Linked DNA regions of Homo sapiens: region 1 is linked to region 2. Evidence: chromatin loops called from intact Hi-C (ENCODE). Cell type or tissue: CD4-positive, alpha-beta T cell. All regions are shown on one strand. Links, peaks and the distances in the headings refer to the core of each region. The heading gives the core; the rest is flanking DNA.

Region 1 (15,243 bases), core at 3,086-11,085, 120 kb after region 2:
AATCTCAGCTCACCACAGCCTCTGCCTCCTGGGTTCAAGCGATTCTCCTGCCTCAGCCTCCCGAGTAGCTGGGATTATAGGTGCACCACCATGCCCAGCTAATTTTTGTATTTTTAGTAGAGATGGGGTTTCACCATGTTGGCCAGCCTGGTCTCGAACTCAGGTGATCCACCCGCCTCGGCCTCCCAATGTGTTGGGACAATGACAGGTGTGAGCCACTGTGCCCAGCCTCCAGATTTGAATATCCAATTACTCATCTCCATGTGTCCAAGACTCAGCTCTTGGTTTCTGCTCTGACTCAGGCTTCTCACTTCAATGAATGGCACCCCCACTCACCTAATGAACCATGCTAAGAAACCAAATCCACCTGGAGTCTTCTCTATACTCCATCTCATCTCCAACACATCACCAAATCATGATACTCCTGCCTTTGAAATACACCCTTTTTCTTTTTTTTTTTTTTGAGACAGGGTCTTGCTGTGTTGCCCAGGCTGGAGTGCAGTGGTGTGATCATAGCTCACTACAGTCTCAAACTCCTAGGCTGAAGAGATCCTCCTGCCTCAGCATCCCAAGTAGCTGGGACTACTGGTATGCACCACCGTGCCTGGCTTATATAGCTTCTCCTTAAGAACTCTTCACTGGCTGTGCGTGGTGGCTCATGCCTGTAATCCCAGCACTTTGGGAGGCCAAGGCAAGCAGATTACCTGAGGTCAGGAGTTTGAGACCAGCCTGACCAGCATGGTGAAACCCTATCTCTACTAAAAGTACAAAAATTAGCTAGGCATGGTGGGACATGCCTGTAATCCCAGCTACTTGGGAGGCTGAGGCAGGAGAATTGCTCGAGGCTGGGAGGCTCAAAAACAACTGGAGGTTGCAGTGAGCCAAGATCGCACCACTGCTCTCCAGCCTGGCTGACACAGTGAAACTCTGTCTTGAAAAAAAAAAAAGCCAGGCACAGTGGCTCACACCTGTAATCCTAGCACTTTGGGAGGCCAAGGCGGGCAGATTACCTGAGGTTAGGAGTTCAAGACCAGCCTGGCCAATATGGTGAAACCCCGTCTCTACTAAAAATACAAAAAATTTATCTGGGTGTGGTGGCAGGCGCCTGTACTACTAGCTACTTGGGAGGCTGAGGCAGGAGAATCGCTTGAACCGAGGAGGCTGAGGTTGCAGTGAGCCAAGATCACACCACTGCACTCCAGCCTGGTGACAGAGCAAGACTGTCTCAAAAAACAAAACAAAACAAAACAAAAAACCTCTTCATGGGCTGGGCACAGTGGCTCACGCCTGTAATCCCAACACTTTGTGAGGCTGAGGCAGAAGACTTGCTTGAGCCCAGGAGTTAAAGATCAGGCTGGGCAATATAGTAGAAACTCTGTCTCGGCCGGGCGTAGTGGCTCATGCCTGTAATCCCAGCACTATGTGAGGCTGAAGCAGGAAGATTGCTTGAGCCCAGGAGTTCAAGACCTGCTTAGGCAATATAGTAGAAACTCTTTTTTTTTTTTTTTTTTTTTTGAGACGGAGTCTCACTCTGTCGCCCAGGCTGGAGGGCGGTGGCACAATCTTGGCTCACTGTGAACTCCACCTCCAGGATTCACGCCATTCTCCTGCCTCAGCCTCCCGAGTAGCTGGGACTACAGGCGCCCGCCACCACGCCTGGCTAAGAAACTCTTGTCTCTACAAAAAATTTAAAAATTAGCCAGGTGTGGTGGTGTGTATCTGTAGTCCCAGCTACTCAGGAGGTCAAGGTGGGAGGACTGCTTGAGCCCAGGAGTTTGAGGCTGCAGTGAGCCGTGATCGCACTACTGCACTCCAGTCTGGGCAACAGAGTGAGTCCCTGTCTCAAAACAACAACAACAAAAAACTCCTTCATGATTTCTCATCGATCTTCACACTGAAATCCAAACTCTTTCTGAGGGCCTGGAAGACCCTTACCTCCCTGCCAACCTTCTCTCTCCCTTCCTCACTGCGCTTCGGTCACACTGAACTTTTTCCATTTTCCTGGCATGCCGAGCCCTTTCCCCGCCCCTGGGCTTGCACCTGTGCTTCTCTCTGCCCTCATTCCACCTTTCTCACATTGCTGTTTGAATCTCATCTTTCATATCTCAGCTTAAAAGCCAGTTGAGAGTGAGTTTTTTTTAAAAACTTTTTTTTAAAAAATCACTTTTCATTTTTATTAATTATTTAGACATGGCTTCTTGCTATGCTGCCCAGGCTGGACCATTGCTGCTGATTTTTTTTTTTTTTTTGAGACAGTTTTGCTCTTGTCACCCAGGCTGGAGTACAGTGTCACAATCTCAGCTCACTGCAACCTCTGCCTCCTGGGTTCAAGCGATTCTCCTACTTTAGCCTCCCAAGTAGCTGGGTGACCTCAAGTGATCCGCCTGCCTCAGCCTCCCAGAGTGTTGGGATGACAAGCGTGAGCCACCACGCTCAGCCCATTGCTTCTTTAACTGAACCGAACACCAAGGCTGTGTCCTAGCAAAGGAGACTTTCCTGTAGGAATCACATATCTTTCAGTCAAGTAAGCTTCCTGGGGAAATGCCCTCCATAACCAGTCCTCCATCTGGTGACCACAATATAAATCTTCTCTTATTCTAGGCCAGGAAAGAAGACTTGTGGGTTCTTCACACTGGCCCCTGCCAGCCTGCCCTTCTGAAGTAATGTGGAGCCTTGGATAAGTGACAGCAAGACAGTTGAGCAAGAAGGGGGAGGAATTACATTCACTCTGCGGGGCTCAGATCACACCAGCAAGACATAGGTCAGTCCTAGATCAACCTGAGCTCCAAGAGAAGATGGAATTTCAGAAAGAAATATCAGAGAGGGCCGGGTGCAGTGGCTCACGCCTGTAATCCTAGCACTTTAGGAGGCCGAGGTGGGCAGATTGCTTGGGGCCAGGAATTCGAGACCAGCCCAGGCAACATAGCGAGATCCCTGCCTCTACAAAAAATACAAAAAATACAAAAAAAAAAAAAAAAATTAGCCAGGTGTGGTATCACACACCTGTAGTCCCAGCTACGTGGGAGGATCACCTGAGCCTGGAAGGTCAAGGCTGCAGTGAGCTGTGATCATGCCACTGTACCCCAGCCTGGGTGACAGAGTGAGACCCTGTGAAAGAAAAGCAAAAAAGAAAAGAGGCTGGGCGCAGTGGCTCACGCCTGTAATCCCAGCACTTTGGGAGGCCAAGGCGGGCAGGTCACGAGGTCAGATCGAGATCATCCTGGCTAACACGATGAAACCCTGTCTCTACTAAAAATACAAAAATTAGCCAGGCGTGGTGGCTGGCGCCTGTAGTCCCAGCTGCTCGGGAGGCTGAGGCAGGAGAATGGCGTGAGCCTGGGAAGTGGAGCTTGCAGTGAGCAGAGACTGCGCCACTGCACTCCAGCCTGGGCAACAGAGCAAGACTCTGTCTCAAAAAAAAAAAGAAAAGAGAGAAGAGAAAAGAAGAGAAGAGGAGGGGAGAGGAAGGGGGGAGGAGAGGGGAGGAGAGGGGAGGGGAGGAGAGGGAAAGGGAAGGAAGGGAGGAAGGAAGGAAGGAGAGAAAGAAGGAAGAGAAAGAAAGATCACAGAGGCTGCTCTCAAATGGCCCTCTCCTAAATTCCTTCTAAAGGTCTGTTTTATTTAGGCAAGCCCTTGGCACAAGATCAGATATTCAGTAAGTGCTTATTATTCTTTGTGTTTCTAATAGGATGTCCCAGGGGAGGTTTTTTTTTGTTTTTTTGTTTTGTTTTGTTTTGTTTGAGACTGAGTCTTGCTGTGTTGCCCAGGCTGGAGTGCAATGGCACATCTCAGCTCACTACAACCTCCGCCTCCTGGGTTCAAGCGATTCTCCTGCCTCAGCCCCCTGAGTAGCTGGGATTACAGGCATGCACCACCAAGCCCAGCTAATTTTTGTATTTTTAGTAGAGACGGGGTTTCGCCATGTTGGCCAGGCTGGTCTCGAACTCCTGACCTCAGGTGATCTGCCCACCTCAGCCTCCCAAAGTGCTGGGATTACAGGTGTGAGCCACCGCGTCCGGCCATTTTTGTTTTTTGTTTTTTATTTTTTGAAATGGAGTCTTCCTCTGCCACCCAGGCTGGAGTGCAGTGTGGTGCGATCTTGGCTCACTGCAACCTCTGCCTCCTGAGTTCAAGCGATTCTTGCGCCTCAGCCTCCTGAGTAGTGGGATTACAGGCACCCACCACCACACCTGGCTATTTTTTGTATTTTTAGTATAGATGGGGTTTTGCCATGTTGCCCAGGCTGGTCTCAAACTCCTGAGCTCAATTGATCCACCTGCCTCGGCCTCCCAAAGTGCTGGGATTACAGGTGTGAGCCACCAAGCCCGGCCTGATGTCCCAGGGGAATTTCTTTATGCAGACTCCCGAGCCCTCTCCCAGGGCCTGCCACTCACCCTCAATGACATAGATCTTCTTCTGCAGCTCAGTGAATAGATCTTTCAGCTTCTCAAATGTGTCCAGAATTTTCACAAACTCGCTCGCGGGTTTTGATGCAAATTTGTGGAGGGTCTCCTGACTCTCCTTGGTCTGAAAATGCTTTCCAATCTGTGAGGGAGTGGAGAGTGAAGAGCTGAAATCCCCCAAACCTCAGTCCAGTTTGCTATTATTTTCACAAGAGTCTGGCCCCAGGGAGAAAGGGGCTTGGGGTTCAGAAAGAGGAGAGGGAAGATATGATGCAGGAAGCAGCAGGGGCCCTACCCCGATGATGTAGCGGATGATGTCTTTGGCCGCATCGATGTTGCCACTGTCAGTGGCCTCCCCATCCGTGATGATGATAAGCACTTTGGTGGCATCTGGCCGGGCCCCCAGCTCCTCCCGGAACACCTCTGTCCTGTGTCCAGGAAAGGAGGAGATGAGAGACTCCCCCAAACTAGGGCCTGAGGTCTCTTTCCCCACCTGCTCATCAAGTCACCTCCATGCTGGTTACGCAAAAGCCCTTCCTGGATCTCCCAGGCCGGGATTCCAAGCCTGCAGCAGTCACCTCTAAACCTCTTTGCTGCCACCCCTTTCCTTCTGGACCAGTGGTCCTCACACTGCATCCTGGGCAGTCCAGAGGGTGTCCCAGAGCCCATGGACAGGAGGAGGAGGTTTTGTGAGGAATGACTCTGGGCTTCCTACCCTCCATTGCAACCACATGGCCACCACTCTTTAATCAGCTACAGATATTGATCCAAGTGAGATTTCAATGTGGAAGAGAGGGTCCTACAGCTGAAGAAAACTGGGGAGTCACTCTTCCAGAGCAAGCTCTTCCAGCACCTCCTCTGCCTTCCCATAGTCCACAGGCTGCCTCCGGATCTCTACCATAGCAGTGAACCTAGTGAATTACCGTGACTCATTTCTCTGTCAATTTTCCCCCTAAACCATGAGTTCCTCAAGGAAAGGACCATGTTGGATTTGTTGCTGTATCTCTGGCTCCCAGCACAAAGGAGGCGGTTGTGCATGTGAGATGAAGGAGGGAGAACTAGTGTTACAGCTCTTTTAGAATTTGTCTAGCAGGCTTTCTGTTTTTTGCTAAAATCCTCCACCCTCAAAAAAATTAAAAAAATAAAATAAAGAAGGGAGAACTGAACACCAGATGGGCCAAGGCTAAAAATTTCTGCCCTGGGAGTTCCAGACCATTCTGGGCAACATAGCGAGACTCCAACTCTACAAAGATGAAAACAATTAGCCAGGCATGGTGGTGTGTGATTGTAGTCCCAACTACTCAGGAGGCTGAGACAGGAGGATCGCTTGAGCCCAGGAGTTTGAGGCTGCAGTGAGCTAGGATCACGTCACTGCGCTCCAGCCTGGGCAACAGAGTGAGACCTTGACTCTAAAAAAAAAAGAAAAAGAAAATTCCTGTTTTGCCCACAGCCTTCCTCTGAGCAAGTTGGGTTGGCCATAGCTCTTGCTGGAACAGCAGCAAGGTGTGAACCGTCTTACCCATGAACACCTGCTGTCAAGACCTCTGGTTCTATCTTGGATGCAAAATGCTTCTCCAATCTCCATCCACACAGACATGGGCCTATTGCGGGTCCTGTTCATGGATTTCCACCCTGGTTTATACAACCATTGTCTCTCATCTGGATTTTTCAGTAGCCTTCTAACTGGCCCTATCACTTCCACCCGCCCTTGCCCCCTCTACAGTCTAATATCAACCCTGCAGCCAGAGGGATCTTTTAAAAAACATAGATCATCACTCCTCTACTCAAAACCTCTAATGACTTCTCATCTTACTCAGAGGAAAGCCAAAGTCCTCACTATGGTCTCCAAGTCACTAACCCATCCAGACCCTCATGATCTCTCTGACCTCATCACCTACTATTTTCCCCCCTCACTTATTTCTCTCCGGCCACATTGGTGTCCTGGCTCTTCTTTTTTAATTTATTTTTAATTTCTTAGAGTTAAGATCTTGCTCTGTTGTCCAGGCTGGAGTGCAATGGTGTGATCATAGCTCACTGCAGCTTCAAACTCCTGGCTCATAGGCCAGGTGTGGTGACTCACACCTGTAATCCCAGCACTTTGGGAGGGTGAGGCAGGTGGATCACCTGAGGTCAGGAGTTTGAGTCCAGCCTGGCCAACATGGTGAAAGCCTATCTCTACTAAAAATACAAAAAAAATTAGCCAGGCGTGGTGGCACAGGTCTGTAATCCCAGCTACTTGAAAGGCGGAGGCAGGAGAATGGCTTGAACCTGGGAGGTGGAGGTTGCAGTGAGCCGAGATCATGCCATTGCACTACAGCCTGGGCAACAAGAGCGAAACTCCATCTCAAAAAACAAAAACAAAAACCAAAAACCAAACAAACAAACAAAAACTTCTGGGCTCAAAAGATCCTCCTGCCTCAGCTTCCCAAAGCCCTGGGATTACAGACTGTGCACCTGGCTTAGACTTTCTCTTGGATTTAATTAGTACAGAGTAGATTTCTGTTACGTACAACCAAAAGAATCTGCAGTAAAATTGTTCCACTTCAATTCAGACAATAAACTGCCCCTTGCTGTACCTACCTACTGAGTTCCCATGCCCTGCAGCTGGAAGTGGGTAGATCACCCAGAACAAATCACAGGACACGTGCTCTCCTGCAAAAGGGAACTCACGCGACATAATTGATGGCACCAAAGGTATTGGTCAACAGCAACATGTGCTTTACATGCTTCAGCAGAGCATCAGGGTCCTTCCGTTTAACATAATCTGAGAAATCAAATTCTGTTTTGTAGCTTGTGGAAAACTGAACAGCAGCAAACTAGAAAAGGAAGGAAGAAATGACATTCAGTTATATATCCCTTTCCATTTGTCTGTTCCAAACTCTACTTCTTTTTTTTTTTTTTTTTTTTTTAGATGGAGTTTCGCTCTTGTTGCCCAGGCTGGAGTGCACTGGCACAATCTTGGCTCACTGCAACCTCTGCCTCCCGGGTTCCAGCGATTTTCATGCCTCAGCCTCCCAAGTAGCTGCGATTACAGGCACGTGCCACCACACCCGAATATTTGTGTGTGTGTGGTGTGTGTGTGTGTGTGTGTGTGTGTGTGTGTGTGTGTGTTTTTAGTAGAGACGGTGTTTCACCATATTGGCCAGGCTGGTCTCGAACTCCTCACCTCAGGTGATCCACCTGCCTCAGCCTCCCAAAGTGCTAGGATTACAGGCATGAGCCACCGTGCCCAGCCCCAAACTCTACTTCTTCTTTTTCAAAACAGGGTCTTGTTCTGTCTCCCAGGCTGGAGTGCACGGTCACAATCATAGCTCACTGCAGCCTCAGCCTCCCAGGCTCGAGCCATCCTCCCTCGTCAGCCTCCGAAGTAGCTGGGACTTCAGGCACGTGCCACCACACTTGGCTAGTTTTTATTTTTTGTAGAAATGGGGTCTTGCTATGTTGCCTAGGCTGGTCTCGAACTCCTGGCTTCAAGTGATCCTCCCGGCTAAGCCTCCCAATGTGCTGGGATTACAGGTGTGAGCCACTATGCCTGGCTCAATCTCTTCTTATGCAGGACCTGGGCAACCCAACTCCACATCCTTGCCTCAGATAATTCTTTTGAAAATGAGGCAATATACAAATAAACACAGAAATAAAATGAAATAAACCTTGCTCCCTCATGTAACACTGTGTGTTGAGCTCCTGTTTTCTGGGTCCACCTATGTCACTGATAGGGATGGGTTCCAGCAGCCATATTTCTGCTGAGTGACGCTGCTTAACTAGATACAGTTGGCTGGGCCGGGGATCAACACCTGACTGAAGCTACGCCAGCCAGAACCTCTTCTCTGAGAACTGGAAATTTGCAAAGGGAGGTGTTGGTTGAGGGGAAGGTAAAAAACCCTCTTGGAACTTTAACACATGAACTTAGGAGCTTTCCATAGGTCTATGTGGTCTAAAGGCGCTAAGGGAGCCAGTCTACGGAGACTGAGAAAAGAGAAGAAGGAAGCAAAGACGCAAAAAGAAACAGAAATGAGAACTAGCTGGGCACAGTGGCTCATGCCTGTAATCCCAGCACTTTGGGAGGCCAAGGCAGGAGGATCTCTTGAGAGATCCAGGAGTTTGGGACCAGTCTGGGCAACACAATGATAAACCATCTCTACAGAAAATTTAAAAATTAGCCACGCACAGTGGTGCACATGGGTAGTCCCAGCTAGTTGGGAGGATCATTTGAGCCCAGGAGTTTGAGGCTACAGTGAGCTATGATCGTGCCACCATGATTCCAGCCTTGGGGACACAGTGAGACCCTGTCTCAAAAAGAAAAAATGGCTGTGCACGGTGGCTCACGCCTGTAATCCCAGCACTTTGGGAGGCCAAGGTGGGCAGATCACAAGGTCAGGAGTTCAAGACCAGCCTGGCAACATGGTGAAACACCATCTCTACTAAAAATACAAAAATCAGCTGGGTGTAGTGGCAGTTGCCTGTAATACCAGCTACTTGGGAGGCTGAGGCAGGTGACTTGCTTGAACCTGGGAGGCAGTGAGTCGAGATTGTGCCATTGCACTCCAGCCTGGGCAACAAGAGCAAAACTCCATCTCAAAAAAAAAAAAAAAAAAAAAAAAAAAAAGGAAATGAGAACTAGAGAGACTCCTAGAAGCTTTCTACTCCCTGGTTCTTGTCCCTTCCAGAGGCCCAGTTATAGCCATGCCCATAGGCTCTGAGGATTCCACATACTAACATTTCCTTTCATGGTTTAAGTCAGTTCAGGTAGGCATCTATTGCATGCAACCAAGAATCCTAACTAACTTTTTTACCTGGTACGAAGTGTTGCTGAGTTTCTTCATCACATCCTTCATGAAGTCCAGAATTTTCTGAAATTCATCTGGCTGCAAGCTCATCGAACCATCAAACAGAAATACCAGGTCTACGTTGCCCTTGATACATTCTGCAGAAGCCAGACGCAAGGGACCCAGTGAAGCATCTCTGGTGTTTGACCTGCCCATGCTGGTTCTCTCTAGGGACAGCCATTTGGAGGTATTTTTACCCAATGAGTCCCCAGTTCCTTACCCTGAAAACCAGGGCGCCCCTGCAGCATGGGACCCTGCAGATTCTGGCGGAAGAGGTAACACAGGCCACTCAGATAGGTGTTCTGGTCACACGTTCGAGACAGCCCAGGGTCACAGGCCTAAAGAAAGCAAAGGCCAAAGATTTGGGTCTCCTATTTGCTATGTGTCTTTTGGGCAACATCAACCAAAACTAGGAACGTTCAGAGTCCTTGTCCTCTTTCTCACTTCCTCTATCCAACTGGTTACCAAGGCAAGGAATGTCCGCCTCCACAGTCTCTACTGTCCATCCCTCCCATCCTACCAATGCTCTATGCCAATGGATGCTCACCGCCTGTAGGACTGGTGGTGAGTCTGGACTCCTTATCTGGGCTTACACTGGGCACGACCCCACATTTCCAGGTCCATCTTCTCCTAGTCCCAATCTCTTTTTCTGTGTTCCAGCCAAATCAAATTATCAAGATTCCCAGAATATACAGTGCCTCTTTCTTTCTTTCTTTTTTTTTTTTTTTTTTGAGATGGAGTCTTCGCTCTATCGCCTAGGCTGGACTGCATGGCATGATCTCGGCTCACTGCAAGCTTCGCCTCCCGGGTTCACGCCATTCTCCTGCCTCAGCCTTCTGAGTAGCTGGGACTACAGGCACCCGCCACTACACCCGGCTAATTTTTTGTATTTTTAGCAGAGACGGGGTTTCACCGTGTTAGCCAGGATGGTCTTGATCTCCCAACCTCGTGATCTGCCTGCCTCGGCCTCCCAAAGTGCTGGGATTACAGGCATGAGCCACCGCGCCCGGCCATGCCTCTTTCTTTCTTTTTCCCTTCCTCTCCCCTCCCCTCCGCCCCCCACTTTCTTTCTTTTTCTTTCTTTCTTTTTTTTTTTTGACGGAGTCTCGCTTTGTCACCCAGTCTGGAGTGCAGTGGTGCGATCTTGGCTCACTGCAACCTCTGCTTCCCGGGTTCAAGTGATTCTCCTGCCTCAACCTCCTCAGTAGCTGGGACTACAGGTGCCCACCACCACGCCCAGTTAATTTTTGTACTTTTAGTAGAGACGGGGTTTCACCATATTGGCCAGGATGGTCTCAAACTCCTGACCTTGTGTCTGCCCACCTCGGCCTCCCAAAGTGCTGGGATTACAGGAGTGAGCCACTGCACCCAGCCTTTTCTTTCTTTCCTTCCTTCCTTCTCCTTCCTTCCTTCATCTTTCTTTTTCTTCTTCCTTCCTTCCTATCTCTCTCTCCTCCTCTCCCCTTCCTTCCTTCCCTCCCTCCCTCCGTCCTTTCTTTCTTTCCTTTCTTTGCTTTCTTGCTTTCTTTCCTTGCTTTCTTTCTTTTCAGGTCTCACTCCCATCACCCAGGCTGGAGTGCAGTGGGACAATCATGGCTCACTGCAGCCTCAACTTCCTGGGCTCAGGTGATTCTCCTACCTCAGCCTCCCAAATAGCTGGGACTACAGGCACACGCCACCATGCCTGGCTATTTTTTTTTTTTGTAGAGATGGCATTTTGCCATGTTGCCCAGGCCAGTCTTAAACTCCTAGGCTCAAGCGATCCACCTGTCTCGGCCTCCCAAAGTCATTTCTTTCATTTATGACCCTTTCCTGCCAGATTGCAATTTCTTCAAAGTCTGGGCTTGTATCATGGTCATCTTTTTGCTTTGTTTTGTTTTTGTTCTTTTTAGACACAGGTCTCACTCTGTCTCCCTGGCTGTAGTGTAGTGGTATGATCAAGCTCACTGCAGCCTTGAACTCCTGGCCTCAACTGATCCTCCCAAGTAGCTGGGACTACACGTGTGTGCCACCATGCCCAGCTAATGAAAAAAACATTTTTTTTTTTTTTGTAGGGACAGGATTGACCAGGCTGGTCTTGAACTCCTGGCCTCAAGCAATCCTCCAGCTTTGGCTTCCCAAAGTGCTGGGATTACAGATGTGAGCCACCAGCCCGGCCTCATCAACTTTGTATCTCACTCCCCTTCCCCTGTCAGAACCTCGCCCAATGCCTGGCTATAATAGTAGCTAAATAAACAAGCTCTACTTAAATACTGGATGAATATTTCACTCAGTCTTCTATCTCTCACACAGAAGGATGCTGGCTGGGATAAGTTGGAGAGAGCAATGAACTTGGGATCAAATGAGAATTTTATTCAAATCCTGACTCTACCACTTTGCAACCATGTGACCTTGGTCAAGTCTCTTAACCCTTTGGTCCTGTTTCCTCGTGTGTGAAATGTGTACACTGATCCCTATCTCACCGGAGTGTCTTGAGGGTTTAAAAGAAATAAAGTGACCAGGTGTGGTAGCTCATGCCTGTAATCCCAGCATTTTGGGAGGCCGAGGCGGGCAGATCACCTCAGGTCAGGAGTACGAGACCAGCCTGGCCAACATGGCGAAACCCCATCTCTACTAAAAATACAAAAATTAGCCAAGGCATGGTGGCACACGCCTGTAATCCCAGCTACTCCGGAGGCTGAGGCAGGAGAATCGTTTGAACTCAGGAGGCGGAGGTTGCAGTGAACTGAGATCATGCCACTGCACTCCAGCCTGGGTGACAAGAGTGAAACTCTGTCTCAAAAAAAAAAAAAAAAGCAGTGTTTCCTAAACTTTAGGCATTTGTGTAATACTTCACAATATCTGCCATATGAGCATACTATTATTTTCTTAATATTTTCCTTTAAATTTTTGTTTAACTTCAGCCTCTTCCTAAGCAATATGATGTAAGAAATTATAAATTTGATGTGCTTGTCATATATTTTTTTCTAATAAGCCATTAAATTTATAACCATGAAAACATTAAAAGTTTGTATACCACTAAAAATCATATTGCATATCAATGATCACAGATATTTCATATTTGGAAGAAAAGTGAGGTTAAGTTATTGAAAATAGCTGGCTCTGCTGGGTGTGGTGGCTCACACCTGTAATCCCAGCACTTTGGAAGCTGAGGCAGGAAGATTCTTTTTTTTTTTTTGAAACGGAATTTCACTCTGCCGCCCAGGCTGGAGTGCAGTGGCATGATCTCGGCTCACTGCAAGCTCCGCCTCCCGGGTTCACACCATTCTCCTGCCTCAGCCTCCTGCGTAGCTGGGACTACAGGCGCCCGCGACCATGCCCGGCTGATTTTTTGTGTTTTTAGTAGAGATGGGGGTTTCACCGTGTTAGCCAGGATGGTCTCGATCTCCTGACCTCGTGATCCGCCTGCCTCGGCCTCCCAAGTGCTGGGATTAGAGGCAGGAGGATTCTTGAGCTCAAGACCAGTCTGGGCAACATGGTGACACTCTCTGTCTACAAAAAATATAAAAATTAGCTGGGCATGGTAGCATGCGCCTATAGTCCCAGCTAATTGGGAGGCTGAGGTGGGAGGATTACTTGAGTGCAGGGAGGTTGAGGCTACAATGAGCTGTGATCACGCCACTGCACTCCAGCCTGGGCAATAGAATAATAGAATGAGACCTTGTCTCAAAAAAAAAAAAAAAAAAAAAAAAAAGGCTGGTTCATCATTGGTTCTCAATAAACACTAATTGACTCTGATGCCTTTGACCATCTGTGGGAACTTTTATCCACATTCTTCTTCTTTTCTTCTCTCATTACTTGAATTGAGCTTCACAGGCTCTGATAACACCACTGCACAAAATTCTTACCAAAATGCTTCCATCTGTGGGGTCTGTTGCCAAGGTCATTCCCAAGTACTTGGAGGTATAGTTGGAACCTGTAGGCACCAGAAGGTTGGTCTGGAGGAGCTCAGGCAGTCTAGGTGGGCTGGGGCCAGCCTCAGTTTCCCCAAGATCCCATTCCTCCCAGCTCACCCCCCAGTTACTCACCTCTCAGGGTGACTGGCAGGCAGTGTCCTGTGCCCGACTGGCACTGATAGAGGCTTCCTGTGCTGTTCCCCTCCCCTGGAGCTCCCACGATGACCCTGGTGAGAAATCTCACCTGTGAGAGGGAGTGGCCCAGATCTGTACCCATCTACTCCTGCCTGCTAAGGAGGTTCAGATCTCCTGTCTCATTTCTCCAAGCACTGCAGCCATTCCCCTTCAAGAAGGTGCCTCTGGCCAGGTGGGGTGGCTCATGCCTGTAACTTTCGCATGAGGCCAAAGTACTTTGGGAGGCCGATGTCGGTGGATCACCTGAGGTCAGGAACTTGAGACCAGCCTGGCCAATATGGTGAAACCCCGTCTCTACTAAAAATACAACAATTAGCCCAGCATGGTGGTGCATGCCTGTAATCCCATCTATTTGGGAGGCTGAGGCAGGAGAATGGCTTGAACCTGGGAGGCACAGATTGCAGAGAGGTGAGATCTAACCGTTGCACTACAGCCTGGGCGACAAGAGCGAAAACTCCCTCTCAAAAAAAAAAAAAAGAAAAAAAAAAAAAGAAGATGCCTCCGTCCTCATCTCTTCCCTACAGAATCGCAGAGAAATAATTCCAAATGCTAAAATCCTAGAAAATTAAGGTTCCTTTGCATTTACAGTCTCTGAGGCCCAGAGAATGATCCGCCAGAATGTCTCATGATAAGTACATTCATTCAATCCTTGATTCAAAAGCCATTCATGGCTTACCTACTGTGTGCTGGGCGGTGGCGTATCTAAGAAGGGTTAGGAAGAGAGAACAGACTCCTGGCTTCCAGGCGCTCGCAGGGGAGTAAGGGAGTGTCAGGAACCTACTGGGCAATGCGAAGTGTTTTGGGGCTGGGATCCTTCCCTGTTCTGCACTTCCATGGCCTCCCTGATCGCGTGTATCCCGCTTTTTGATCCCTCACTCCTGTCTCTGAGGATTCCCACCACAGGCTCCTCCAGACGGGAACCCCTGGAGAGCTGCCTCGTGCCACCGACTAGCCCAGGCGAGGGTCGGGGAGGCGGCCACCGCCTCGGGGGCTGCCCCAGGGCGGGCATCAGGAGGAGGACTTGTGGGGCACAGCTCACCCGTTTCCGACCTGCAGGACGCGGTATCCAAAGTGCCTCCCGGCGCGCGGTGGGGAGAAGCTCCGCGCGCCCCGCACGTCCAGGTTGTAGCTCGAGGCCGGCGCTGAGGAAGGCAAGGGTCGTCAGCTGCGACCGAGGGACCCCCGCCCCTGCACGTGCCCAGCAGGTGGCCGATCCCAGGCCCACCCGGATGTCGCTCCCCAGGCCACCCGCACCCTGCGCTTCCCCTCCAGGGCGTTGACTTCTGGGAATATGGAAGGAGCAACTCCCGGCCCCCCTAGAGCTCTGAAAGCTCTTCCCAGGGCCTGAGGATACAACTTCCCGTTTGGCCTCTCTGCAAAAAAGGAAGGATGAGAAGTTAGAGGCTCCAGAGAGAGGAGCAGACCCAAGGGGCCCCAAGGCAGAGGGTGACCAAGTTCTCAGGCAGAGGCCAAGATGGGGATGCCCCCGAGCCGGGTGCGCCTCTGCCACCCACTTCTCCTGCGGTCATGGGGCCCAGGCGCCTCCTCCCACAGTCTCAGATTGTAGCTCCCCTGATCCCTGGGGGGCTGCCTCCCCACCCCACCGGGCCAGTCTTTCGGAGCATCTGTAGATCCCAGCTCCCTTCCCCCTCAGTCAGCCTGCCCAGGCGCCCTGGCACACCCAGCTGTCCTTTCCGCCCTGCTTTCTCTCCCCGCATGGAGTTTAGTTCAGAGCATCCTAGAATGTCATGGAGGCTGGGCCTTCATTTGTTTAGATGAAGGGTGTGGGGCTGGAAAGGGGAAAGGACTTGCCTAAAACGCGCAGAGGTGGCCCCAGAACCCAGCACCCTCCTCCCAGCTCTAGCTACTCAATAACTATCTGCCTTTTGTTTGTTTGTTGTTTAAGAGACAGAGTCTTGCTCT
Region 2 (10,532 bases), core at 1-8,000:
CAGTGTGCCCAGAGAAGCATTCCATATATATATATATATTTTTTTTTTTTTTTTGAGATGGAGTCTTGCTTTGTCGCCCAGGCTGGAATGCAGTGGCGTGATCTCAGCTCACTGCAACCTCCTCCTCCTGGGTTCAAGTGATTCTCCTGCCTCAGCCTCCCTGGTAGCTGGGACTACAGGTGCCTGCCACCACACCCGGCTGATCTTTGGTATTTTTAGTTGAGACAGGATTTCACCATGTTAGCCAGGATGGTCTCGATCTCCTGACTTCATGATCCACCTGCCTCAGCCTCCCAAAGTGCTGGGAATTCAGGTGTGAGCCACTGCTCCCTGCCCATTCCATATATTTTTAACCAGTAAATACCTCCGCTTTCACTAGGAAAATACAAGGGGTCAAATAGGAGCTTCTTTAACATTCTGCTCCCTGCCATTACTCCAAATTGACCAGTGTGCCCACTCATATTTACTTCTGATCCATCTCAGCAAGTCCTGGATATACAATGTTCAGCAACACAGCTGGGCCTGGGTTTCATCCCCTTCTGCCCCTCAGGGACTTTGCTCTATTATTCCTACTTTCTCGTCTCCTAGTTTTATGGTTTCAGATTCCCTTTCTTGTCCCAAAGACACTCCAGCCTATAAGCATGCTAAGATCTGCCTTTAAAACAATAAAAAAGAACTTTTCTCTTGATCCCTATTATTTTCAGCTAAATGCCTTGAAGCAGTAGCCTACATTCACTGAATCCACTTTTTTCTTTTCTTTCTTTTTTTGAGCTGGAGCCTCACTCTGTCACCCAGGCTGGAGTGCAGTGGCACGATCTCTGCTCACTGCAGCCTCCACCTCCTCCCAGGTTCAAGTGATTCTGTGCCTCAGCCTCCTGAGTAGCTGAGACTGCAGGTGTATGCTATCACACCCAGCTAATTTTTGTATTTTTAGTAGAGACGGGGTTTCACCATGTTGGCCAGGCTGTTCTCAAACTCCTGACCTCAAGTGATCTGCCTGCCTCAGCTTCCCAAACTGCTGGGATTACAGGTGTGAGCCACTGCACCTGGCCTGAATCCACTTCTGTTTATTCTTTGGCCTACTGCAATATTAATAGCCACTTGACTGAGCTTTTATGATGTTCCATGTACTGTGTTAGGCACTTTATATACATTCCAATCCAATGTTCACAAGAACTCTATAAAGTAGGTGTTAACAGACACTCCTCCATGAGTCTCCCTGCTGTGACTCCAAATTGACCAGCGTGCCCACTCATGTTGACTTCCGATCCATCTCGGCAAGTCCTGCCTTCACATCTTGTTGAGTTGGCAAAAATTGCAAGTCCCTGCCTTCAACAGATTCTCAGACTTGAGCCTATTCACAGATCTAGAGTCTCCCCTTCTCTAGATCTGGGGAGGCTGGGTTCCCTTGATGAAGGACTTGATGTCAGTTCTACACTGACAAAAACATGCTGTAGAGCTTCTAGCCTTTTCCAAGTGTACCTGCAGCCATTTAGCAAGCACATTAGATTGGAATGTATATAAAGTGCTTAACTCAGTACATGGCACATCATGAAAGCTCAGTCAAGTGTCTATTAATACTGCAGTGGGCCAAAGAATAAACAAGTGGGTTCAGTGAATGTAGACTACTGCTACTGTGAGCATCAGAGAAGGGGAAGTAACTAGAGTTTCCAGAGATTTGTTGACATTGGACCTAAACTAATTTTAATTCTAAGAGATACAAAATTTAGTTTACCAGGTACAATGGACTCATGGGATCAGGTGTGTGTAGGAATGGGTTAACTCAGGAGGTGTAGGTTGTTCAAACCCTGCACATTCCAAAGAAAGCTCATCTTTAGAACTGGCATTTGGTCTGCTCCTGGGAAATAACTTCTGAGCCCGTGGAATATTTTATTTGATTAGTGTTTTTGTATGCCAGAGGTCTTGGCATACAGCATGCCATCATGCTGTACCAGTCTGAACAAATAAGTTTATCCTAAGTGTGATTTATAGTGAACATTGTTTTTTGCTCTGGGGTCTGAGTAGCAGAGATCAGTAGTATGGACACTCCAAGCCTATGTGACTAATCCCCAATAAAAACCCCACACATGGCCGGGCGCGGTGGCTCACGTCTGTAATCCCAGCACTTTGGGAGCGCGAGGTGGGTGGATCACCTGTGGTCAGGAGTTTGAGACCAGCCTGGCCAACGTGGTGAAACCCCGTCTCTACTAAAAATACAAAATTAGCCAGGTGGTGGCACACACCTGTAATCCCAGCTACTTGGGAGGCTGAGGCAGGAGAATTGCTTGAACCTGGGAGGTGGAGGTTGCAGTAAGCTGAGATCGCACCATTGCTCTCCAGCCTGGGCAACAAAAGTAAGACTATCTAAACAAACAAACAAACAAACAAAAAACCAAAACAAACAAACAAAAAAACCCTGCACCCTAAAGCTTGGGTGAACTTCTCTGTTTGGGAACAATCAGCACCTGTTGTCAAAAATCATTGCAGGGAGAAAAAAGCACGTCCCTGTGATACCCCACTGGGAGTAGACACCTGAAAGTTTGTGCCCGGTTGCATCCGGATTTTGTCCCATGTACCTTATCCCTTTGATGATTTTAAATCTGTGTCGTTTTGCTTTAATAAACCATAAATGTAAGTATAACCAATAAATAAAAATAAATAAGCAAAGCCCTTGCCACTCATTACCCAGAACAATTCTCAGGAGTGTTGGCAGCAAGCAAACCTTGAGGGAGAGGTAATGTCTGCATCCAGGACAAAGAGCAGCTTCCTTACTGCTTACTATAAAACAGCAGATGGCTGGGCATGGTGGCTCACAACTGTAATCCCAGAACTTTTGGTGGCCAAGGCAGGAGGATTGCTTGAGGCCAGGAGTTTGAGACTACCCTGGCCAACATAGCAAGACCCCATCTTATTTATTTATGTATTTATTTAGAGAAGGAGTCTCACTCTTGTCACCCAGGCTGGAGTGCAGTGGCGTGATCTTGGCTCACTGCAACCTCCACCTCCTGGGTTCAAGCAACTTTCCTGCCTCAGCCTCCCAAGTAGCTGGGATTACACTCACCTGCCACCATGCCCAGCTAATTTTAGTATTTTTGTAGAGACAGGGTTTCACCATGTTGGTCAGGCTGGTCTCGAACTCCTGACCTCAGGTGATCTGCCTGCCTTGGCCTCCCAAAGTGCTGGGATTACAGGCGTGAGCCACCGCTCCCAGCCAAATCCCATCTTTAAAAAGGAAAAAAACAGCAGGAGCTTCCTGTTCCTCCCCTATGATGCAACTCACTGTGTGTCTAGCATCCATCTGGGCACATCCCACATTGCCCCTGCAGGGGGCAGAAGGGAACCAATGCAGGCATGCTCATGCTGCTTGTTGTGCCCTGAACAGTAAGGTCTTTTGTCTCTGTTTTCTGACAGCATCCATGAAACAATAACAGACCCATTTATTAACCTATAAGTAGGGCAGCCTCAAATTCCAGATCTGACTGTAGGTATTGTTTTCCTTGACCAGATGAGGAAACAGAGGCACAGTGACATTAAATAGCTTGTCGACCGGGCACAGGGTGCACGCCTATAATCCCAGCACTTTGGGAGGCCGAGGCGGGTGGATCACCTGAGGTCAGGAGTTCGAGACCGGTCTGACCAACATGGTGAAATCCCGTCTCTACTAAATGCAAAAACATAGCCAGGCATGGTGGCACATGCCTGTAATCTCAACTACTTGGGAGGCTGAGGCAGGAGAATCACTTGAACCCGGGAGGCAAAGGTTGCAATGAGCCGAGATTGCGCCATTGCACTCCAGCCTGGGCAACAAGAGCAAAACTCCATCTCAAAAAATTTAAAAAAAAATAAATAACTTGTCCAGGATCACATATCTGGGTGACTGTAAAGTCAGCTGCCATGCAATTATTCTAAGACTGTCCTTTAAGATAACTGATGACCTAGTTAACAAATCAGTGCTTCAATTTTTATCTTACATACCTTAGTTTTCCTACTTAAGCTCTCTTGTAACTTAGCTTTCATGCCCCGCATTCTTCTAGTCTTCCTGGTGCCGCTTGTGGCTTCTGCTAGTGCGTACATGTGAGAATTCCTTCCCAGCAAGAAAGAGTCTTGCTCTGTGGCCCAGGCTGGAGTGCAGTTGTGTGATCATGGCTCACTGCAGCTTCTACTTCCCTGAGCTCAAGTGATCCTCCTGCTTCAGCCTCCTGAGTAGTTGGGACCACAGGCATGTGCCACCACACCCAACTAATTTTTTTGTATTCTTTGTAGGGATGAGGTTTCTCCATGTTGCCCAGGCTGGTCTCGAACTCCTGGGCTCAAGCAATCCTCCTGCCTTGGCTTCCTAGAGTGCTGGGATTACAGGTGTGGGCCACCTCGCCCGGCCTTATGTTTTTTCCAAATCCCAAAAATAATCAGTAAAGAAATTGGGAAAATGCAAAAAAGTGATAATTATTTATTATTTGTTTGTTTGTGTGTTTATTCATTTATTATTTTTGAGATAGAGTCTTACTCTGTTGCCCAGGCTGGAGTGCAACGGCAAGATCTCGGCTCACTGCAACCTCTGTCTCCTAGGTTCAAGCAATTCTCCTGCCTCAGCCTCCCAAGTAGCTAGGATTACAGGCGTGCGCCACCACGCCCGGCTAATTTTTTTTTTTTTTTGTATTTTTAGTAGAGATGGGGTTTCACCATGTTGGCCAGGCTGGTCTTGAACTCCTGATCTCAGGTGATTCACCTGCCTCAGCCTCCCAAAGTGCTGGGATTACAGGCGTGAGTCACCACGCCCAGCTCATCTGTATATCTTCTTTGGAGAAATGTCTATATAAATCCTATGCCTGCTTTCATCTTTTTTTTTTTTAATTCTTTTTTTGAGTGGTGTCTTGCTCTGTTGCCCAGGTTGGAATGCTGTGGTGCCATTTTGGCTCACTGCACCCTCCACCTCCCAGGCTCAAGTGATTTTCATGCCTTAGCCTCCTGAGTAGCTGGGATTACAGGTCTGTGCCACAATGCCGGCTAATTTTTGTATTTTTAGCAGAAATGGAGTTTCATCATCTCTGTTGGCTAGGCTGGTCTCGAATTTCTGGCCTCAAGTGATCTGCCTGTCTTGGCCTCCCAAAGTGCTGGGATGACAGTGTGAGCCACCGTGCCCAGCCTCTTTGCCTGCTTTTAAATTGGGTTTTTATTTTTTAGTGGTTGTTGAGTTACCGGAGTTATTTATAAATTCTGAATATTAATCCCTTATTAGACACATGATTTACAAATATTTTCTCCCATTCTGTGGAGTGTCTTTTCATTCTCAATAGTGGTTTTGCTTTTTTTTTTCTTTTGAGATGAAGTCTCACTCCATTGCCCAGGCTGGAGTGCAATGGTGCGATCTTGGCTCACTACAACCTTCACTTCCCAGGTTCAAGCGATTCTCGGGCCTCAGCCTCCCAGAGTAGCTGGGATTACAGGCATGAGCTACCATGCCCAGCTAATTTTTGTATTTTTAGTAGAGATGGAGTTTCACAATGTTGGCCAGGCTGGTCTCAAACTCCTGACCTTAGGCGATCCACCTGCCTCAGACTCCCAAAGTGCTAGGAGTACAGGTGTGAGCCACTGCACCCAGCCACCATTCATTTTAAAAGTTTTGAAAGACACAGTAAAGTTGAAGGACTTTTACAGAGAATACCCATATACTCACCACCTAGATTCTATCACTAACATTTAGTGTATCTGCTTTATCATGTAACTATCAGTTACTCTACCAGTACACTTTGTTTTTGGGTGCATGTAAAAAAAATTGCTGAAATCAGTACACTTCACCCGTAAACATTTCAACATGCATATCATTAACTAGAGCTCCACGTTTGTTTTATATATTTTTTGAGTTAAAAGTACATAAAATGCACAAACTTTAAGTGTATATTTGCTGAGTGTTGACAAAGACGTATACATCTGTAACTGAAACCCCTATCCAAATACATAACATTACCATCATCCTAGAAAGTTGCCTCATGTGGCTGGGTACAGTGGCTCATGCCTGTAATCCCAGTAGTTTGGGAGGCTGAGGCAGGCAGATCACGAGGTCAGGAGTTCGAGACCATCCTGGCCAATATGGTGAAACCCCGTCTCTACTAAAAATACAAAAATTAGCTGGGCATGGTGGCATGTGCCCATAATCCCAGCTACTAGGGAGGCTCAGGCAGGAGAAGCGCTTGAACCAGGGAGTCAAAGATTGCAGTGAGCTGAGATTCTGCCGCTGTACTCCAGCCTGGCGACAGAGTGAGATTCTGTCTCAAAAAAAAAAAAAGAAAAGAAAAGAAAGAAAGTTGCCTTATGCCCCTTCCTAGTCAATTCCCATTCCCACCCCACCAGAGACAACTACTATTCTAATTAGTGTTCCCTGTTATAAAACTTCATATAATTGGAATCATACAGTGTGTATTTTTTTTTTTTTTTTTTTTTGTCTAAAGCTTCTTTTATTCAGCATAATGTCTCTGAGTCCTACTTCTTTTTAGACTTTCTTGAGTTCAGAGCTGGGAGAGTGCTCCCACATCAATAGAGTAGTTGACAAACTCAGAAATGCTCCTCAACAATGTTATCTGTGTTCATTTGTTACTGTAAGAAATTACTAGAAACTGGTGGCTGAAAACAACACAAATTTATCGTCTTATAGTTCTTCAGGTCTAAAGTCTGAAAATAGGTCTTATGGGACAATCAAGGTGTTGGCAGGGCTGCATTCCTTTTCTAGAGGCTCTAGGGAGAATCTGTTTCTTGCCTTTTCCAGCTTCTAGAGGCTGCCTGCATTCCTTGGCTAGTGGCCCCTCTCCAGCAACTGCATCACTCCACCTCTGCTTTTGTTGTCACATATCCTTCTCAGACTTTTACCCTCTTGCCTCCCTTTTATAAGGACCATTGTGATTACATTAGACTCAACAGGTTAGTGTTCCTAACTCAAAATCCTTAGTTTAATCACATCTGCGAAGTCCTATTTGCTAATATAAGGTAACACAATCAAAGGTTTTGCAGATTAGGATGTGAAATCTTTGGGGTCCATTATTCTTCTTAATTCATACATAATAACTATACATAAATATGGGGTATGTGGTGATGTTTCTATACATATGATGTGTAGTGATCAAATCGGGGCAATTAACATACCCATCATTTAAAACATTTATTATTTCTTTGTGTTAGGAACATTCAATATCTTCTCTTCTAGCTATTTGAAAATATATAGTATATTATTGTTAACTATAGTCATCCTACGGTGCTATAAAACACTAGAACTTATTCCTCCAATATAGCTAATAATTTTATGTCCATTAACAAATTTTTCCCTATCCCACCCTTGCCCCTACCCTTCCCTTTCTAGCCTCTAGTAACATCTATTCTGCCTTTTTTTTTTTTTTTTTTTGAGATGGAGTTTTGCTGTTTGGCCCTGGCTGGAGTGAAGTGGCACAATCTCGGCTGACTGCAATCTCTTACACCTGCGTTCAGGCAATTCCTGTGCCTCAGCCTGCCGAGTAGCTGGGATTACAGGCATGTGCCACCAAGCCTGGCTAATTTTTGTATTTTTAGTAGAGACAGGGTTTTACCATACCGGCCAGGCTGGTCTCGAACTCCTGACCTCAGGTGATCCATCCACCTCGGCCTCCCAAAGTGCTAGGATTACAGGCATTAGCCACCATACCCGGCCTCCACTAACTTTTGACTCCCCAAAACTTAACTACTGTTGACTGGAAGCCTTACCAATAACATAAATAGTCAATTAAAACATGTTTTGGGGTTGGGTGCCATGGCGCATGCCTGTAATCCCAGCTGAGGCTGAGCCAGGAGGATTGCTTGAGCTTGGGAGGTGGAGGTTGCAGTGAGCCGAGATCTCACCACTGCACTCCAGCCTGGGTGACAGAGCCAGACCTTGTCCTAAAAAAAAAAAATCAGATAGTAAATATTTAAATACATATATACTTTTTTGGGCTTACGCCTGTAATCCCAGCACTTTGGGAGGCTGAGGCGAGAGGACTGCTTGAGCTCAGGAGTTCGAGACCAGCCTGGACAACAAGGTGAAACCCCGCTTCTACAAAAAATTAAAAAATTAGCCAAGCATGGTGGCATGTACCTGTATTCCCAGCTACTTGGGAGGCTAATGTAGGAGGATGGCTTGAGCTCAGGAGGCAGAGGTTGCCAGGATGGTAGCCACTGCACTCCAGCCTGGGTGACAGAGCCAGACCCTGTCTCAAAAAGAAAAAAACAAAAACATATTTTGTATGTCATATATATCATATACTGTACTCTCTCCCCCCACCTTTTTTCTTTTTTTAATTTAGAGATGGGTCTTGCTCTGTCACGAAGGTTGGAGTGCAGTGACGTGATCATAGCTCAACTGCAGCCCGAAACTCCTCAGCTCAAGTGATCTTCCTGCCTCAGCCTCCTGAGTAGCCGGGACTACAGGCGCATGCCACCACGCCTGGCTTATGTAGTGTATTCTTATCATAAAGTAAGCTAGAGAAAAGAAAATGTTATTAAGAAAATCATAAGGAAGAGAAAATATATTTACTATTCATTAAGTGGAAGTGGATCATCATAAAACTCTTCATCATCATCATCTTCATGTTGAGCAGTCTGAGGAAGAAGAGGAGGAAGGGTTGGTCTTGCTGTTTCAAGGGTGGCAGAGGCAGAAGAGGTGGAGAAGGGCGAAGGGGGAGCAGAAGAGGCAGGCACACTGGTGCAACTTTATGGAAATACATCATAATTTCTGGAAATACATCATAATTTCATAATACATCATAAGTACATCAAAAAATGACTTTTTTTGCTTTTTCATTTCTCTAGACATATTTCTATACAGTACCAATCCTTCTTCTACTGTTTGCTTTAGTTTCAGTGCCCATATCTTAGAAGGGTCTAAGTCATAAAAGAAGTCAAAAGCAGTCTTAAATGACGGAAACCCTCCTGCCAGATTGTCTAATGTCAATTTGTTTTCTGGCACTGCCCCTTTCCATCTTCCTTATCATCTGGCACTGGTTCAGAAGCACTCATCTCTACCAAGTTGTATTCTAATTCCTCTGGTATGGTGTCTATTAGCTCTTCAGTTTCTCCAAAATCCATGTCTTGAAATCCTTCACCCCCTAAATTTTTTTTTTTTTTTTTTTTTTTTTTTTTTTTGCCATATTCACAGTCTCTTTCGTGATTTCCTTGATTGGCTCTTGTCATAATTTCCTATGAAGTAACACCTAGTATCTGGGCATAGTTTTCTCTAGTAGTCGCACTATTGGATACAGTTTTCTCCTGTAGGAATCTGTTTCAGGTTTGATGGCTTTCACAGCTTTTTCTATAACAACGATGGTGTCTTCAGTGGTGTAATCCTTCCAGACTTTCATGATGGGGTTCTCTTCCATAGGGTTGACCATCCTTTCCATAGAGTACCATGTGTAATGAGCCTTAAAGATCTTTATGACAACTTGATCTATAGGCTGAATTGGAAGTGTTGTGTTTGGGGGTAAGTAGGCCACTTCACCACCAAAGGTGTTGAATTCATGGGGTTCTGGGTGGCCAGGGGCATTGTCCAATATCAAAATAACTTTAAAAGGCAGTCCCGGCCGGGCACGGTGGCTCACGCCTGTAATCCTAGCAGTTTGGGAGGCCAAGGAGGGTGGCACACCTGAGGTCAGGAGTTCAAGACCAGCCTGGCCAACATGGTGAAATCCTGTCTATACTAAAAGTACAAAAATTAGCTAGGCATGGTGGCGTGCGCCTGTAATCCTAGCTACACGGGAGGCTGAGGCCGAAGAATTGCTTGAACCCAGGAGGTGGAGGTTACAGTGAGCCGAGATTATGCCATTGCACTCCAGCCTCGCAACAAGAGCGAAACTCCGTCTCAAAAAAAAAAAATAAAAGCTTCCAGATAGGTGAACATGTGGAGGTTCCTAGAGGGGTAGCATGCATACCTAGGGAGGGCATGGAATCTCTGCTCCCTTTCCCCCATATCTCACCCACTACATCTCTTCATCTATATCCTTTGTAATATCCTTATAATGAACCAGCAAATGAAACACAACCAGAGTTTGATAAAATTTGTCCAAATTGGGCAGAGTCTAAGTGACATGCCAGTGGCTTGTGCATCTCACCATCTGAGGGACCCCATCTGATAATGGTGTTGTGAGGAACACAGACTAGACTCTCTAGCTGCAGGCAGTGGATGCCTGGGAAGGAAGATCTGTGGCTGCAGACAGAAATCTAGTGGCTCTAACCTGTCAGTCATGGTCTGTATTTCCTTGTGCTTTAATTTCCCTTTAATAAAATGAGATGGTGGGCTGGGTGCAGCGGTTCACACCTGTAATCCCAGCATTTTGGGAGGCCGAAGCGGGCGTATCACGAGCTCAGGAGTTCGAGACCAGCCTGGCCAATATGGTGAAACCTCGTCTCGAATAAAAACACAAAAATTAGCTGGGCATGGTGGTGTGTGCTTGAGTCCCAGCTACTCGGGAGACTGAGGCAGGAGAATTGCTTGAACCCCCAGAGGCAGAGGTTGCAGTGAGCTGAGATTGTGCCACTGC

What was found. A loop is a pair of places that touch in the nucleus more often than their neighbours do. Peaks named below come from ENCODE experiments on the same cell type or tissue, not always from the same donor. Only the 100,000 strongest peaks of a DNase experiment are listed, where the experiment ranks them.
Region 1: it touches region 2 in a loop (9-fold over the local background); 2 of 110 quality-filtered maps call a loop at or near these places.

Annotation. Positions count from the first base shown.
Region 1 is chr16:30,473,415-30,488,657 of GRCh38, reverse strand. ITGAL (integrin subunit alpha L) reads right to left here. Exons shown (of 31, transcript NM_002209.3): 2 at 14,360-14,462; 3 at 13,258-13,352; 4 at 13,078-13,145; 5 at 9,450-9,567; 6 at 9,197-9,327; 7 at 7,074-7,219; 8 at 4,699-4,831; 9 at 4,395-4,545. It also overlaps the pseudogene RNU7-61P. Among named protein-coding and RNA genes, the nearest start is that of ITGAL, 8.3 kb to the right of the region's middle. In CD4-positive, alpha-beta T cell, for the core only: no CTCF peak of the experiment used is centred there; a DNase peak (open chromatin) is centred at 6,107; H3K27ac peaks cover 420 bases.
Region 2 is chr16:30,591,133-30,601,664 of GRCh38, reverse strand. No RefSeq gene overlaps it. Among named protein-coding and RNA genes, the nearest start is that of ZNF785, 11 kb to the right of the region's middle. In CD4-positive, alpha-beta T cell, for the core only: a CTCF peak has its summit at 3,316 (motif pointing right); a DNase peak (open chromatin) is centred at 3,334.